Regions from separate parts of the Homo sapiens genome. Here region 2 is linked to region 1. A link is a loop called in an ENCODE intact Hi-C map of the cell type or tissue named here. Cell type or tissue: heart right ventricle. All regions are shown on one strand. Each heading gives the region's core, and the rest is flanking DNA. Links, peaks and the distances in the headings are about the cores only.

Region 1 (8,331 bases), core at 104-8,103:
AGTCGAGTGATGTTCCAGTCATTGCTGTTCTGTTTTCTAGGCTTGGACTTAAGGATCAGCAGGAGAGAGAAATCATTCACGTTCTCATGGATTGCTGCCTTCAAGAGAAAACTTACAATCCCTTCTATGCTTTCCTGGCTAGCAAATTCTGTGAATATGAAAGGAGATTTCAGGTAGCTTAGTGCGGAGGCACCAGTTACGTCCGCTCTACTATTTTTTCTACACAGGCTACCTGGCTCAACCCACCTGCAAAGGAGTTCCCCAAGTCAGGAGGCCCCTGATATCCCCGTCACCTGGTCCACGCTGGCTGCCAGGCCACCTTCACTGGGAGCGGAAGTGGGAGGGCTAGAGGGGAGTGTCAAGGGTCCACCATGTCCTCATGTCACCTGCTTCTGCCACAGATGCAGGCAGTGTGGCCAGGCCAGCAGGAGCACCTCGTCGGTTCACAGTGCACCAGTCTGTTCTGATGCCCCTTGCTGTGGCCTTTTCCTTAGAATGTTCTGTTAGTATCTGCTGATTTGGGGGGAAGAACTGCACCAGAAGGAGATTCTTGTGAAGCTGTTTGGGACTATGCTCTATAGGCAAGAACAGTGAGGCCACCACTAAAAGTCTTGATGTTTAGAATATTAAAAATAAGATAATAAGAAAATACCTTTAGGTTATGTTGTTAGTGATATATTATAGTAATTTGTGGCCGTTTGCCTTTTTTCTCCTTTTAACTATGATACTAGATGACTTTCCAGTTCAGCATATGGGACAAATTTCGGGACTTGGAAAACTTGCCAGCTACGAATTTCTCTAATTTGGTTCATCTGGTGGCCCACTTGTTGAAGACAAAATCGCTTTCCCTTTCCATCTTAAAGGTTCGTGTAACGTGTGAAAATATTGAAAGCAATGGAAATGGGAGTGTAATTGTTTAGTACCTGGTAAATCAGGTCCTGTTTTACCAGCGTATTTTCTTCGATTCTGATTCATCTGAAAAGTGCTTGCATTATCCTAGCCAGGACAGAAAACGGCCAGACTAACATGTGCTACAAATTGATCTGGTAAATGAAGGCACCGCTGCAGTTCTTTTGCTAATCTGAATGAATGTGTTTTGGAGCTTGAGGTTAATTTGCTGGTCCTAATTATAAAATCCTGAACTGGTCACTGTTAGTGAGGAGAAGGGCGGATGAAGTAGGGCCTGGTCTCCTTAGAGGTGAGGTGAGTTTGCTCACGTTGATGTAAGGTGTTTTAAAACTGTAGGCTTTCTCCTGCCCTGCTGTGTTTTGGGACTTTGCAGTGGACCATGAAACACAGACATCTTTTTTCTTCCCCCCCCAAGATGGGAGTTGCTCTGTCACCCAGGCTGGAGTGCAGTGGTGCAATCTCTGCAACCTCTGCCTCCGGGATTCAAGCGATTCTCCTGCCTCAGCCTCCCAAGTGGCTGGGATTACAGGCTCATGCCACCACGCCCAGCTAATTTTTGTATTTTTAATAGAGACGGGATTTCACCATGTTGGCCAAGCTGGTCTGGAACCCCTGACCTTGTGATCTGCCCTCCTCAGCCTCCCAAAGTGCTAATATTACAGGTGTGAGCCAGTGCGCCCAGCTGAAACCTAGACATCTTACCAGGTGGAGTTGGGGTTAGATGTGGGCCTGTAAGGCTTGGATGGTGGGACCAACAGACTCTGAATAGCCAAAAAAAAAAACTGGAGCGCCTGGGGGGCAAAGGGAAGTGAAAAGCAGAGATAGTTGAGGGGCGTTGACTGCAGTGGCCCAGACCCACAAGACAGCCGCAGCCACAGCTTCCCGTGTGTTTCTGTGTGTCGTGTGCAGTTCATCAGCATGCCGGCTCCAGTTCACCCTGCGTCCCTTGCTGTGTGGTGTCCAAGTTTGGCCACTGTACTGAAAATGAGGGCACCGAGCCTTACGCCAAATCCTGACAACTGGAATAACTTAGCTCATGGAGGAGGCGTTGCTCCCCCTCCGCTCCCCTGCCTTGCCTTTCGCTCGCCCAGGCATTGCGCTCATCCTGGAACAGCACAGATGCTACCACCGATGAGCGGGAGAGGCGTGGCAGGAGCACACCCTCAGGCGTAGAGCTTTAGAGATGCCCCCCGCCCTGCCCCTCCGGGCTGCTCTCATTCCGAGTTTCTCTGTGTTTCGACCATGCTTTTGTGGTCTCGCCGCGTCCTCGGGTCCGCAAGCGCCTGTGATGGTGTTTGGCTGCGCACCTCCCTGTGGGTAGCATTCCCGTCACCATGCGTTTAGTCCCCTCCTCTAGCTCGCTGACATTCAGCTAAGATTGCAGTGGGTCCACGTTGGCGCCCGTGAGTCTGTTCTGGGTAGCATCCTACTGTATACGTATGCCTCAGTTTATATACTTACTTATCCTACTGATCCGTGTTTATTTCTGATTTTTTGATAGTTTTCTAGGGCAGAGATATATATGGATTAGTCTTCTAGAAGTAAATTTTATATATATATATATATATATATATATATATATATATATATATATAGTTTTAATTAGGGGATGGGTACTTTTGGGAATGGAGGTAATTTATGGTTCAGTTCTAGATACTGAATTTCTGATTCATAAGGTGTATGACCCGGGAATTCCACTTACACTGCTGAGTTGTTCTCAACGGTGGCTGTGGCCGGCCACACCTCTGCCAGCAGTGTGTAGGAATTCCCAAGGCCCACATCCTTGCCAACAGGTGTTCATTTCTTAGCTCTGGAAATAGCTTCTTAAATCGGGTAGAGTGGGGGAAGGGGGGAGATTAATTTTTACTCTAATTAACTATATTACAAATCATTGAAAAAGTTGGCTAAATCAGTGTAACTTTATTTTTCTCCATGTCCTGACCATTAGGTAGTTGAATTCAGTGAATTGGACAAACCCAGAGTCCGTTTTTTACGAAAAGTATTAAGTATCCTATTAATGGAAACAGAAGTTGAAGACCTCAGTTTAATTTTCACAAGGTATGTGCCCCACCCTTTCCGACGAGACATGGAAGAGAAATGAAGAGATTGTTTTCACTTGTGTTGATTTACAAACACAAGGTTGTACTATACGTGTAGCTTAATCTTTTCGGTTTTATTTTTAAGCTGGTATGCATTAGATCTGGGGAATAGAAACTTGTCTGCTAGCAAACTAACAATGATTGTTAATAATAAAATATGTTAAGAAGTTCTTAATTGAGAATTTTATTTTTAAAAGAAACTGGTTATGTCTCACTATGCGAGATACCCAGGATTGAGATCTAGGAGAGGCCAGCTCAGCCCTGACATGTGTTTATACGATTCCTTTCCAGAGTATCTGACAACCCAAAGCTGGGGGTGTTACGTGAGGGTTTGAAGCTTTTCATCAGCCACTTCTTGCTAAAGAACGCACAGGCCCACAGAAGCGCCGACGAAGCCAACGTGCTGAGAGAGAAAGCTGACCTTGCAACGAAGTGTCTGCAAGGAAAAGCTTCCCTGAGAATGTAGTCAGGGAAGGAAGGAGGGCAGGTGGCCCTTTGACTGTAAAATGTCCTTGGTAAACCCAAAGGCTTATTCTGTTGCCTGCGTGTGAATGTTTGGTAGAGCTATATCATTGTCTGTTAATGTATTATATTTTGAGATTTTTTTTGATCTAAGGTTTTATTGTTTGTATTTCAAGCCATTTTCAAATAACTATCTTGGGGGTGAGAGGAGAAGGAGGGAGGGAAAAGGGGTCAGGCACACTGGACAGGGTTCTCTAAGCAGTGAGGCTGGTGTGTATGATTGTCTTAAAATTTTTTAATAGATATGGCCGAGCGTGATGGCTCACCCCTGTAATCCCAGCACTTTGTGAGGCCAAGGTGGGCGGATCACTTGAGGCCAGGAATTTGAAACCAGCCTGGGCAAAACCCTGTCTCTACTAAAAATATAAAAATTAGCCAGGCATGATGGCACATGCTGGTAATAGCAGCTACTGAGGTGGCTGAGGCACAAGAATTGCTTGGACCCTGGAGGTAGAGGCTGCAGTGAGCCAAGATTGTACCACTGTACTCCAGCCTGGGCTGGACAGTGAGACTTTTGACAGTGAGACTGTCAAAAAAAAAAAAAAAATTAATAGATAAAACAGGCCACTAGAGGGTGCAGTTATAAAGAAATTGATGAGGTTTTTACCTTTTTAAAATATTGGTTAGAAGTTCAAAAACCATCCCTTAAAGGTGATTGTTTTTTTGAGACAGAGTCTTGCTCTGTCACCCAGAGTGGAGTGCAGTGTCCTGTAATCTCAGCTCACTGCAACCTCTACCTCCCGGGTTCAAGCGATTCTCCTGCCTCAGCCTCTTTAGCTGGGACTACAGGCGCACGCCACCACGCCCGGCTAATTTTTGTATTTTAGTAGAGATGGGTTTCACCATGTTGGCAAGGCTGGTCTTGAACTCCTGACCTCAGGTGATACACCCATCTCGGCCTCCCAAAGTGCTGGGATTACAGGCTTGAGCCACCACGCCCAGCTTAAATGTGATTCTTGATACTGTTTTAAGTATTTAGGTTGCAATTAACTTTGGCAAAGTCAGTCGACATAAGCCCTGTGGATATGGCCTTATGTACACTGTAATGCAGACAGGTGCTTTTCATCATTCATGTAACATTCTCACACAGTTGAGGATATTCATCTCCTCACCAATTCCAGATTGTAAATGTACCATCTTAAACAACTCTGAGGTCACCAAACAGTAGTTATTTGACTGTTAATAGGTGCTACTTGCTTGCAAGGATTTGGAGATGTAAACATGAAGAAAATATAGTTACTGCCTGCAAAGAATTAACATCCGTCTAGTGGGAGAAACAAACACACCCCACTCACTAAGTATGGAAAACTGATTCTGGGAGGAAGCAGAAATGTCCCTAGATAACAGCATGTATTGCAGATACCCAAATGTTTATTGTTTTCTCAGCCCTTCAATTTTGCTTTTCTCTCTCAAATGCTACAGACTCAATTTAAATCTTACCTTTGATTGTTGAAAAAAGTCACTAAGATGTGAATACAGAATAGACATTGAGAGGTTATATATGTCCAAAACTCATCTGTCCAGCAGTCACCGTCCTCTTCAGAGTGGTCACGTTGGGCAGATGGGCACAGGTGCTGGTGATGCCTCTCCTGGGCAAAACGCCCCATTTGTGGCACTTTCAGATACTATTTATTTACTTTTTAAGAGAGAGACAGGCTCACTCTGTCACCCAGGCCAGAGTGCAGTGGCACGATCATAGTTACCGCAGCATCAAATTCCTGGACTGAAGCGGTCCTTTTGCCTCAGCCTCGCGGATAGCTAGGACCACAAGCAGTAGAGACAAGATCTCCGTATGTTATACAGGCTGGCCTCAAGTGATCCTCTTACCTTGGCCTCCCAAACACCGGGATTATAGGCGTGAGCCCCCGTGCCTGGCCTCAAATTTTATTTTAGCTCGACCCTATGGCAGTTTGTGTTTGGAAATCGTGATGTGAAGTCATCAGTATCTGTGCATATCCCTAAACTAATGGTTTAAGCTTTGAAGCATGCGCAAGCAACATGAACAACTGAATACAGAAAGTAACTGAAAGCAGCACAGAGACTGTGTCGTCCCTACAGACTTCTAACCCTGCATTCAGCAACATCATTCGACCCGAAGCCAGATTCAAACCCTATGTCTTCTAGCAGGTTCTGAATTTAGAGGACAAATAAGGTGACAGGTACTAAGAGAAGAGTGAATTAAGTGAAAATCTTCCCTTTGTTAAGGAGCTTTTTAACAAGAGTGTCTTTGCTGGGTGGTGATTGGGATGTAACAGATCAGTTCTACTGGACTTGTAGCTTGATAGTGAAATAAGGAGCTTGGGCTAAGGTATAAATCAACACACTGCTTCCTTCCTCCAGAAGGTCTTACTGTGAAGGAAAAAATGTCAGTTGAACTAAATTGTGCTTCACGCCTCGGTAGATTTGCATTCTGATGCAAGCCCCCAACCTCACGGACCAAGAGGATCCCTGGCTGCCTGTGAATGGCCCACATTTGAGTGGTGCTAACTTGATGTGAGTAGGCATTAATTATGGGTGCGGCTACTAAGATGGGAAAAACTATCACGACAGTGGCACCACCTGATTTCATGATGTACCATATGCAGTAACCCATGTTTGAGGTACAGAATTGAAGCTGATTTTTCTGCAAAAGATGAATTTCTATAAACAATCCCATTTTTATATTTTATTATTAAAACAAAAATACCTCTCTTTGCTAGAGAGTTATATGTATGACTTAAATTATTAGCTATGGTTTGCATTTAGTACATGGCAGATTGCCTGTAAGTCTGTTCATTTTAACAACATACAGGGCTGGGCACGGTGGCTCACGCCTGTAATCCCAGCACTTTGGGAGGTTGCGGGTGGATCACTTGAGGTCAGGAGTTCGAGACCAGCCTGGCCAACATGGCAAAACCCCGTCTCTATGAAAAATATAAAAATTAGCTGGGCATGGTGGCAGGCACCTGTAATCCCAGCTACTCGGGAGGCTGAGGCAGGAGAATCGCTTGAACCTGGGAGGCGGATGTTGCAGTGAGCAGAGATCGTGCCATTGCACTCCAGCCTGGGAACAAGAGTGAAACTCTCAAAAGCAGAAACAAAAACCCAACATATATGGGCTGTTAGATAGTAATTGTAATTTCGTATAAATAGTAAATGAGTACATCTTGATTAAAAGCTATGAATTCAGAATTGCTTTTAAATATATAGGGGGTTTTTTGAAATTTATTACAGTGCAATTGAAAATACACTTAAAATACTGCAGGATGCTTAGTGCTCAGTGTTATGTATGAACTTGTGGACTTTACAATGCAGGTTGAGAACTGCTAATGTATAGAATGACTAAACAGCTGTCTTTCAGGGTATCATTTTTAAAGGTATAAGGAACAAACTTTAATGTATTGAAATGCATAAATAAAATTTATTTTTTATATTTTGTTTAGAGTAACAGTGAATGTTTATTTTGAAAGACCAGCTTGGCCGGGCACGGTGGCTCACACCTATAATGCCAGCACTTTGGGAGGCCGAGGCAGGTGGATCACCTGAGGTCAGGAGTTCGAGACCAGCCTGGCCAACATGGCAAAACCCTATCTTTACTAAAAATACAAAAATTAGCCAGGCATAGTGGCAGGTGCCTGTAATCCCAGCTACTCGGGAGGCTGAGGCAGGAGAATCACTTCAACCCAGTGGGGGGAGGTTGCAGTGAGCTGAGATTGCGCCATTGCACTCCAGCCTGGGCACAAGAACAAGCCTCTGTCTCAAAAAAAAAAAAAAGCTTTGGTGGTAAACTGAGGTCTATACCTTTCCTTTACCTTTTAAAGAAGGCTACTTAGCTCTATGATTTAGGAAGAAAGATTCATTCTCTCCACCCCCAGAGAGAGAGAACGCCCAGGAGGTGGAATGTTAACCACTGGAGAACTTGGAGAGGTTTATGCGGGTGAAGTGTGTTCTTGGAACTTTTCTGTAAGTGTATAATTGTTTCAAAATAGATGTTTTGAAAGCATTCATAATTCAGAACTCATTCTATAAAGATCTAAAATATACTATTCTTTTACAAAAGTAAGCAAACATTCAAATCACCTTTGCCTCCTTAAAAAATTGCCTAGGCCTTAGCGTACATCTGCCAAGATTTACCTTAACTTTAGGGTGGGTTGGTTTCCTTCAGCTTGGTCAGGTGACCGCCTTAGCTCCCTGTCGCACTACCTGCATTGGCAGGGGAGGGTGGGAGAGCTGGAGAACGGAAGGAGGGAAGGTCCTGTCATTGACCGTGCTCAGGGGCTTCAGTATCAAGAACTGCACTGATGATGGGCTTGGTGTCAGTGGGTGTCCAAATTACCCAGGCACCTGCATCCCTATAGGGTTGAATAGAGTGTATAGGAGTGAGCTGGAAGATGCCAGCACCCTCCCCCTCTCCCCACTGTGGCAGGTGTCCGACGGGCCAGGTCAGCTTCATTCATTCATTTTTTTTTTTTTTTTTTTTGAGATGGAGTCTCACTCTGTCTCCCATGCTGGAGTGCAGTGGCACAATCTCAGCTCACTGCAACTTCGGCCTCCTGGGTTCAAGTGATTCTCCAACCTCAGCCTCCCAAGTAGCTGAGATTACAGGCATGCGCCACCGTGCCTGACTAATTTTTGTATTTTTAGTAGAGTCAGAGTTTCACCATGTTGGCCAGGCTGGTCTCAAACTCCCGACCTCAAGTGATCTGCCCGCCCCGGCCTCCCAAAGTGCTGGGATTACAGGCGTGAGCCACCGCACCCGGCCCCGTATACCATATTTTCTTTATCCATTAGGTTGATGCTGTATCTTGGCTATTGTGACTAG
Region 2 (8,331 bases), core at 254-8,253, 420 kb after region 1:
AGGAAAAAAACTTGAAAAAAAGACTTCATAGTGTGTGTTTATGTTTGATTTTAGAAGACCCTTTTGAGGACTTCTTTGGGAATCGAAGGGGTCCCCGAGGAAGCAGAAGCCGAGGGACGGGGTCGTTTTTCTCTGCGTTCAGTGGATTTCCGTCTTTTGGAAGTGGATTTTCTTCTTTTGATACAGGTATTAAATCCCTAGGTTTAATCTCTGTTATCTTAACAGCAGTTAGTACTTATAAAATCATAATACTCTTTTAGTTAGAGTGCTTTAAAATATGTGTATACCTTTCGTAGAATAGCATTGTGGATTTGCCAGCTTTTTTTGGTATACAGGTCTGCGCTTAACCTACATTTTCTCCTAATCTTCCTAAGAATGTCGTGCTTGGAAATCTTCTCCTCTTAATATAATAATCAAGGCCAGAATGTAATGAAATTCTTAGTTAAAAAGGGGCAACATATGTTCTGCATCAGTAGGTGGAAAGTAACGCAGTTGGAAAATCTCACTAACCTTCATGCTGTCTAACCTCCTTTGTAGTTAAAACAAAAGTGCACAAATAGCATCCTAGGAGCATCCCACTGGATGGAATCGAAGGCTGGGCCTTACCACTAGCCCAGGCCAGGCTCACTCACTAGTGAAGTGTCAGCCTCACGCACGTAGCTCTTCATAGTTCACCGATGGAAACAAGCTTGTAGACTGGAGTAACATGAATATGCATATATCATGATATGCCTGTGTGTTTAGCCTGAAGAATCCCACTTTTCTCTGAAGCTCATCCAGTTTCTCTTCACAAAGGAGCTTTTTTTTTTGTTGTGTTTTGTTTTTAAATTTAAAAAGAGTCTCACTTTAGTGAGTGCCACTCTTAGTGTAGTGGCACGGTCTCAGCTCACTGCAGCCTCCCGCCTCCTGGGTTGAAGTGATTCTTGTGCCTCAGCCTCCTGAGTAGCTGGGATCACAGGTGTGCACCAGCAGGCCCAGCTAATTTTTGTATTTTTAATGGAGACAGGGTTTTTGTCGTGTTGGCCAGGCTGGTGTTGAACTGACCTCGGGTGGATCCACCCGTCTTGGCCTCCCAAAGTGCTAGGATTACAGGCATGAGCCACCACTCCTGGCCTGGAGCTGCTGTTTTGATTCTCTCATTTTTATTTTTAAGCCTCCACGATAAGAATTGGGAGAGCTTGTTATATAGGGTTCCTTCTTCATCATGGTCAGAATTTTATTTTCTTTGAACATTGCGCTCATGCCATCTAGGTAAGTAGTGAATTCTGCTCGATTGGACCTCAGTTTTGATGTGCTTTCCCTCAACAGATCCTCTCATTTGATACCATGGAATATGCTGACCACAGGTTAAGAAAGCTAGTTAAAAATACCACGTAAATTGTCCTTTTTAAAAGTAATCAGTGGCTCCTGTATGTGTGTTTGTGTGTGTGTGTGTGTGTGTGTGTGTGTGTGGTGGGGGTGTAAGCCTTCTCCACTTCTGAGGTGCCTTACAAAGTATCACAAGAATAAATACTTAGCGAGGCTTAATTGAGACCAGTGCAGTAGCCACCAGCCACGTGTAGCTCCTGAGCCCTGGAGGCCTGGCTACTCCTAACGGAGATCAGCAGGAGTGTGAAATAGTCATTGGGTTTCAAAGATGGAACATGGGAAGCAGTGTAAAATACCGCAAATGATTTTGATTTTTTGTATTTCCAATTGAAATATTTTGGATATACTGTATTAAATAAAATACTAAAATTAATGTCACTAGTTTCTGCTTTTTAGTGAAATCATTAGAAAAGGTAAACTTAACATACCTGGTTCACATATTTCTTCAGGACACCACCAGCCCTAGACAGTATCTGCGCTTAGATGATTGAATCATGTTCAGAGGTATGCGTCATTTGTGTTAATGGGAGCATTTTGGAAACAGGACAAAAGCTCTAACCAGTAGACCAGCTTTAATATCGAAAAATAGGTTTGCTTTAGTGTGACTTGTGAAAGTTTTTAGTGTCCACACTGCGATAATATCCATAATGTATAATTGAGAATGGTGTTCATGAACTGTAGAACCATAGTTTTTTGAGACGAATACTTGTATTCTTTCTGCAATTATTTTAGTTTTTTAATAATTTAGATTCTTATCCCCTGTGGTCCTGTGGCAAAGAGGAGGGAAGCCGATTAGGTTTGCTGTTCTGTGGTGGTGAGGTCACTCTGTTCCTGTGGGGTAAGAGTGTCCATCACAGTCTGTGGAGTTTACAAGCCACGCCAAAGCAAACAGAGCTTGATACCGAGGCTGCTCTGCTGGTTGGAGCTTAATACTGGTCTCGGTTCCAGAATGTTCACATTAACACAACACGTGCTTCATGGTGCCAAGCAGACCACCCACAAGCAGGGGCTGTCTTTGGCATGTCAGAAAAGCTGCTTGGGTCCCGCGAAGCTCTGCATGAGGAGAGGGGGAGGGGAGAGGCTGCACTCTCGCGTTGCCCTAGAGTCCCCACTCAGGGATCTGAGAGACAGTCTTTCCCCCTGGGCACCCCAGCACTTCAGCTGAGGCCTTGATAGTTGCGTCGTTTATTACTCCTCGGTTCTATGCCTTAACATTAAATATTCTGCTACTGAACTTTCAAACTCTTGTCTTTGCATTACTAGTTGACATATTTCTTTAAGCATTTTTCTTTTCTGTTTTCCTGTAGGATTTACTTCATTTGGGTCACTAGGTCACGGGGGCCTCACTTCATTCTCTTCCACGTCATTTGGTGGTAGTGGCATGGGCAACTTCAAATCGATATCAACTTCAACTAAAATGGTTAATGGCAGAAAAATCACTACAAAGAGGTACTGTGGTATTCTGCATTTTATATTTTTAGTAAGCAGGCGTAACGTTTCACTGGTGCCATGTTGCACGTCTCCCAGAGTGTGAAGTAGAGGTTGTTGTATGCTAAATCTGGCGCCATGAAAATCTTTTGCTCTCCAAATTCATTAATTAAAGCCTTTTCTCTTAAATTTTACTTAACTGTTGAATTATTAGAGGGAATCTTTAATGTAATACAGTGTAATAAGTTTCTGCAGCATTGTTAAAATGGTAAAATGGAAAATCATTAATAGTAAAGCCTTTACTGTTTTATAGCCTCTGCATGTATTTAGCATCCGCCTGTACGGTATTTGAGACACAATTTATTTTGTCAGGTTAATTCTATTTTAGGAAAGGAAGATGTGTTGTTGACAGGTTGGCTTCAGCCATGTTTTTACAGCCTGAAAATTACTTATATTCATGGTGTATTTCAGTAATGTCCTTAAACAACTTAGTTACCCTCACACATGCATTTTCTTTACCAGAAAGGTTTTTAAATGAATTTTTTTCCTACAGAATTGTCGAGAACGGTCAAGAAAGAGTAGAAGTTGAAGAAGATGGCCAGTTAAAGTCCTTAACAATAAATGGTAAGGAGCAGCTGCTGCGCTTGGATAACAAGTAATTCAACGCACGCACTTAACAGAAATGTTAAACTATAACAAGCACCATTTGAGGATTAACAGGAACATTTTTTTGAAGATTTCAAACGAACTCGACTTTCAGTATAATTGTACCTAAAGTATTTATAAACAGCTCATCGGAGCCTCTATTTGTCATAGACTTTTGAGTTGATTGTTGGGACCACATAATAGGACCATTTTTTTTTTGTCTTTAAAATTGTTGTAAATCTCTGTATGCACTTTGCTTTTTTATTAAACGTACTCCAAGGTGAGTCTTGACTCTTTAGTGTAGGACAAGATTGTACACTAACACCAGCATGGACCTGCTTTTCATTGTGTCTGAAATGTGAGCCACGTAGTGTCGGCCTGCTGTGAAGTTAACATTGCCAGGACGATTCTTCTACAGAAATAATTTCAATTTTTTTCAGTATTTAGTAGTGAAAGATATTAATACATTAATGGTAATACATTTCTGGTTTAATATAAATTAAGGATGTTTTCTAGTTGTGCATGAATGCTGGCAACTTAGTAAGTTTTGACAATTGTTTAAATATGTAATGTTAAGCTTAGGTTTAAAAAAGTAAAGCTGGTAAACTGGGTCTTTGTCATTTGCTTTAAAAAAAAAAAAAAAGAAAATAAATGCGAATGTGTTGGTGCATTCTTCCTGAGTGGGATCTGGAGCTTTTTTGTGTCTGTGTATGATTTGTGCCTGGGCTTCTAGTGTCACTTTAATAGCGTTTCGTGCTGTTCATTCAGGTGGATGCCGCACCTCAGTTACATGTAGACATTTTCTTCAGTATATTTGAAGTATATGAAGATTTTCATATTGTAAGTTGTGATTTAGCAATTGATCAAACATTTAATTATGGTAACATTTCTACAGGAGAGGGAAGAAACCATTGTATAATTTTTCACTCTTAAAGTATGTTCTAGTTTGATGTAAGATCACTTACGGATCCGGGCGCGGTAGCTCAACGCCTGTAATCCCAGCACTTTGGGAGGCTGAGGCGGGTGGATCACCTGAGGTCAGGAGTTTGAGACCAGCCTGACCAAGATGGTGAAACCCCTGTCTCTACTAAAAATAGAAAAATTAGCTGGGTGTGGTGGCAGGCGCCTGTAATCCCAGCTACTCTGGAGGCTGAGGCAGAAGAATTGCTTGAACCCGGGAGGTGGACGTTGCAGTGAGCTGAGATCGTGCCATTGCACTCCAGCCTGGGAGACAGAGCAAGCCTTCATCTCAAAAAAAAAAAAAAATCACTTTGGGACAGTCAAGGTCTTTTGTTTCTCAGTTTGTAATATCTTTCATGATTACCATTGGTAACTAGAATCCTAGCTGTAGTGAATATTGAACTAGACTTTGACTGAATTTGAAACTGTTTTGGAACTAAACAGCGTGAAAACCGCTAGAAGGACAGGCGGTTCCCTGACAAACAGCGTAGCGTGTTCCATCCGTGCTGGCTTTGCAGGAGGGCATAGAGATTGCTCGGGATACGCCAGAGCCCTTAAGCAACCTCACGTGCTGTTACTGAAAATAAGTAAAAAATATTTTAAGGAATTTCATAGGAGCTCAAAAAAGCATAGCAACAGTTAAGTAATTGGGGACAGTTGAAGTACAAGAAGAACAACGAGTGATGTGCTTGTCTGTTGTGTCGGAAATAACCCAGCACGCGGCACTTCCTGTCTCTGGATAAGGTAGGTATGCAGCCATGGCACGTGCGGGAAAGCGGGACAGCGCCCTCTAGTGTTGGAAATCCCACTCACAACTAGCATTGTGCGATCATAGAGCGCGCTTTTGTTTATGCCATCAGGACGGGTGGTTTTTTGTTACTAAATAAATTCAAGTAGATACTTGGACTAAGGCGTTTTATATTTTTCATTAGTGGGTGGGATGAGTCAGTGCAGCAGCCTTGAGACATCCAGGGATGTCCAGAAATACCAGGAAAATGAAAAGTCTTTACCTGTAATTCTTAAACTAGGAAGCATTTTGCTATAGCGTTGGTACTACACAATTTTAGAACACATTTGGTTGTTCTAGACTTTGTGGAGTGTTTCATGCAACTCTAGCTGTGAACAGTTTACTCAACATGGTGTTACAGGTAAAATATGTTTGACTCCTAAGGAATCTTTCTTGTGAAAATTTTTTTTTGAGGAGGAGGGAGCATTCATTTGTACTTGGGAAAACTACTGTTTTGTTTGTTTGTTTGTTTGTTTGTTTTTTTGAGACGGAGTCTTGCTCTGTCATCCAGGCTGGAGTGCAGTGGTGTGATCTTGGCTCATTGTAACCTCTGCCTCCCGGGTTCAAGCAGTTCTCCTGCCTCAGCCTCCTGAGTAGCTGGGATTACAGGCACCCACCACCACACTCAGCTAATTTTTGTATTTTTAGTAGAGATGGGATTTCACCATGTTGTCAGGGCTGGTCTGGAACTCTTGACTTCAAGTGATCCATCCACCTTGGCCTCCCAAAGTGCTGGGATTACAGGCGTGAGCCACTGCGCCTGGCTGAGAAAATTACTTTTATTCTGTTCTTCCATTGATAGAAGTGTAATTTTATTAAGTTACTAATAGAATAGAAAGCCTATTTGTTGCTGTCAAATCTTACACCTTTCATTTTTAAACCCCGTTAAGTTTATTCCTAGAGAATTCAGTCTAAGGGTGCATGAGAGTACCTTTGAAAAGTTAGGAAATGGCTGTGAGCATTGATACCATCACTCAAGTAAGTGATGGCTTGGAAGAATAATAGCATTTGATTTAAATTACAGTTTTTGGTAAATTCAACAGTCTCTTTACTTGCTGTAGTGTTGAGCGCCTCTGAAAATAGGAAGCTGAACGCTCCTTAACGGCACGTATCTGGTTGTGCACAGCCCCATGTGGTCCCATCCATTCTGGGGTGTGCTGTCTGCTGTGTTTGGTTTGTGCTCAACTTCCCTGTTTGAGATTCTTTTTTAAGTTTTATTTTTAAAGTCTTTAATTTTTAAAAATACTTCAATAGCTTTTGGGGGGGGGGTAAGTGGTTTTTGGTGACGTAGATGCATTATATAGTGAATTCTGAGATGTTAGTGCTGCTGTCACCCAAGCAGTGTATGTTGTACCCAAAGTGTAGTTTTTTAATCCCTGTTTGGCATCCTTTTGTCTGGAGGGCTCAATAATCTGTATTTTTGTCATCTCCTGTTTTCCTATTCCTTGTAGCTCCCCACCCCGTTGGTTTGATTTGAGTGATGGATTATTCCTTATATTTCTATCCTTTATAAAATTTAAGCTTTTTAGATTCCAAAGATTCCAGGCTTGATTTTGGAAACTCGGGGTTTTAAATAATCTGAAAGATGTCAATCAATAGTGGCATCATGGGCGACTTGTCATTCTTCCTCTTGGAAGTCCTTCAATGAGTAGATTTTAGAAGTGGGTAGAGTTAGTGTCACCATTTGCTAAACTTACCTGTGCACCTAGTGTGCTGAAGTAAATGTTCCTTACAATGTGGAAACGCTTGAGGAACACTGTGGGGTGATTGTCTTTCCAATCAATTTTAATTTCTGTTTATTAATTAGAGCTTGAAAAATGCCTGCTTATCCTGTCTTGATTACCTTCTAGATATCATTTCTTTCCGGGAATACTGATCTTGTTTTAAGCACTATAGAATGAATTAGAAACATTTTTATTTGCAGAGGATTCAACGGTAATAAATAATTGGCATATTATCTCTGTTATTGATTGGCAGCAGTGTTGAAATTTAGCCATTAGCATGTTCAGTGACAGAATGGAGGCAGATGTTGTTATTTCGGAGGTTTTCAAGCACAAAATTATGTTTAGTTGATTTGAATACTTGGTTTCGTGGGGTCTGGAGGGGACTGAATTACATAACCCACTGCTGTTTGTATTTTTAAAAACGAAGGCATGAGATCTTACCCTTTGGGGTCTTGATTTCAAAGCCTTTGGATATGGTATTCCTAGCTGTTCTAGGGACGTGGGGGGAGCTAGATGTAGGCCTTGGTACTAAAGTGTGACCAATGGTTGAAATGGGGTAGACCGAAGTCTGTCATTTGGCTACGTTATTTCGTCTTCCTGTTTAAAAAGGTGAAAAGAGGGAATGTCACAGCAGCTATTCCTGTGTTAGAAATCTAGACGTCACTGATTTCCAGAGACAGCAGAGTTTATGATTGGGCGTTAGAAGGCCTGTCCTGGCTTCTGTGCTTTGGTCAGTATTTGCTGCCTTTTGTGCAGGGTATCAGTCGGTCTTACCTAACTGTTCACTAAGGACTCGACTCTGAGCTTTGTGGCCTGGGCAAGTTGCACACTCAGGGCAGACCCCTGACTGCGCTTTGCCCTTTTCCCTGTACCCTGATTGGGAGAAGATTCCTGCCTCGGAGTGCAACCCCAACAGGAATGCAGGTCCTGTGAAGGCAGTAATTCTCGTCTGTCTGGCTGCTGCTGTGTCCTGGCAGGTGTGCCCTGGAAGCATCCCGTGAGTGCTGGCTGCGGAAACCCAGATGGTGGTTGCTGTCCCACAGCCCTTGATTCAGAGATGCCCTGGACCACAGCTGCCTGGAGTGTAGAGCAGAGGCTTACTCCCCACACCCCTCCTGCTGTGCGACCTGCGGCCCAGCCTGCTGTTGGAGGCTTGCCATGTGGATCCGAAGGACCTGCGTCTTGGCTTTACAAAGATTCTCCACTCCTGGGAGCCCTGACTAGCAAACGTCTGTGTAGTGTTGATGCCACACTGCAGTTGTTAACATCGCGTCCTTTTCTGCCCTGTTAGGTTGGTTTCTCTCTTAAACAGGGCAGCGCTGTCATCCCATTCCCCCGCCTGGTCCTTCCTCTTCCCCCTAGCTGGTTACTGAACTGACTGCCATTCAGGCACTGATGGGAAATCACTTCCAGAACTTG

Evidence for each region. Hi-C counts contacts between places; a loop is a spot of excess contacts. Peaks named below come from ENCODE experiments on the same cell type or tissue, not always from the same donor. Only the 100,000 strongest peaks of a DNase experiment are listed, where the experiment ranks them.
Region 2: a loop joins it to region 1, with 5 times the contacts of the local background. A loop is called at or near these places in 12 of 110 quality-filtered maps.

What each region holds. Positions count from the first base shown.
Region 1 is chr7:156,966,230-156,974,560 of GRCh38, forward strand. NOM1 (nucleolar protein with MIF4G domain 1) reads left to right here. Exons shown (of 11, transcript NM_138400.2): 8 at 41-173; 9 at 732-863; 10 at 2,858-2,967; 11 at 3,300-6,947. The coding sequence ends at 3,474. Among named protein-coding and RNA genes, the nearest start is that of NOM1, 21 kb to the left of the region's middle. RefSeq lists a silencer at 2,101-2,292. In heart right ventricle, for the core only: a CTCF peak has its summit at 4,123 (motif pointing right); no DNase peak of the experiment used is centred there.
Region 2 is chr7:157,382,192-157,390,522 of GRCh38, forward strand. It overlaps DNAJB6 (DnaJ heat shock protein family (Hsp40) member B6), which reads left to right. Exons shown (of 10, transcript NM_058246.4): 6 at 55-186; 7 at 2,676-2,817; 8 at 3,350-3,420. Among named protein-coding and RNA genes, the nearest start is that of DNAJB6, 49 kb to the left of the region's middle. RefSeq lists an enhancer at 8,054-8,331. In heart right ventricle, for the core only: CTCF peaks have their summits at 5,197 (motif pointing left) and 5,397; a DNase peak (open chromatin) is centred at 5,160; H3K27ac peaks cover 4,107 bases.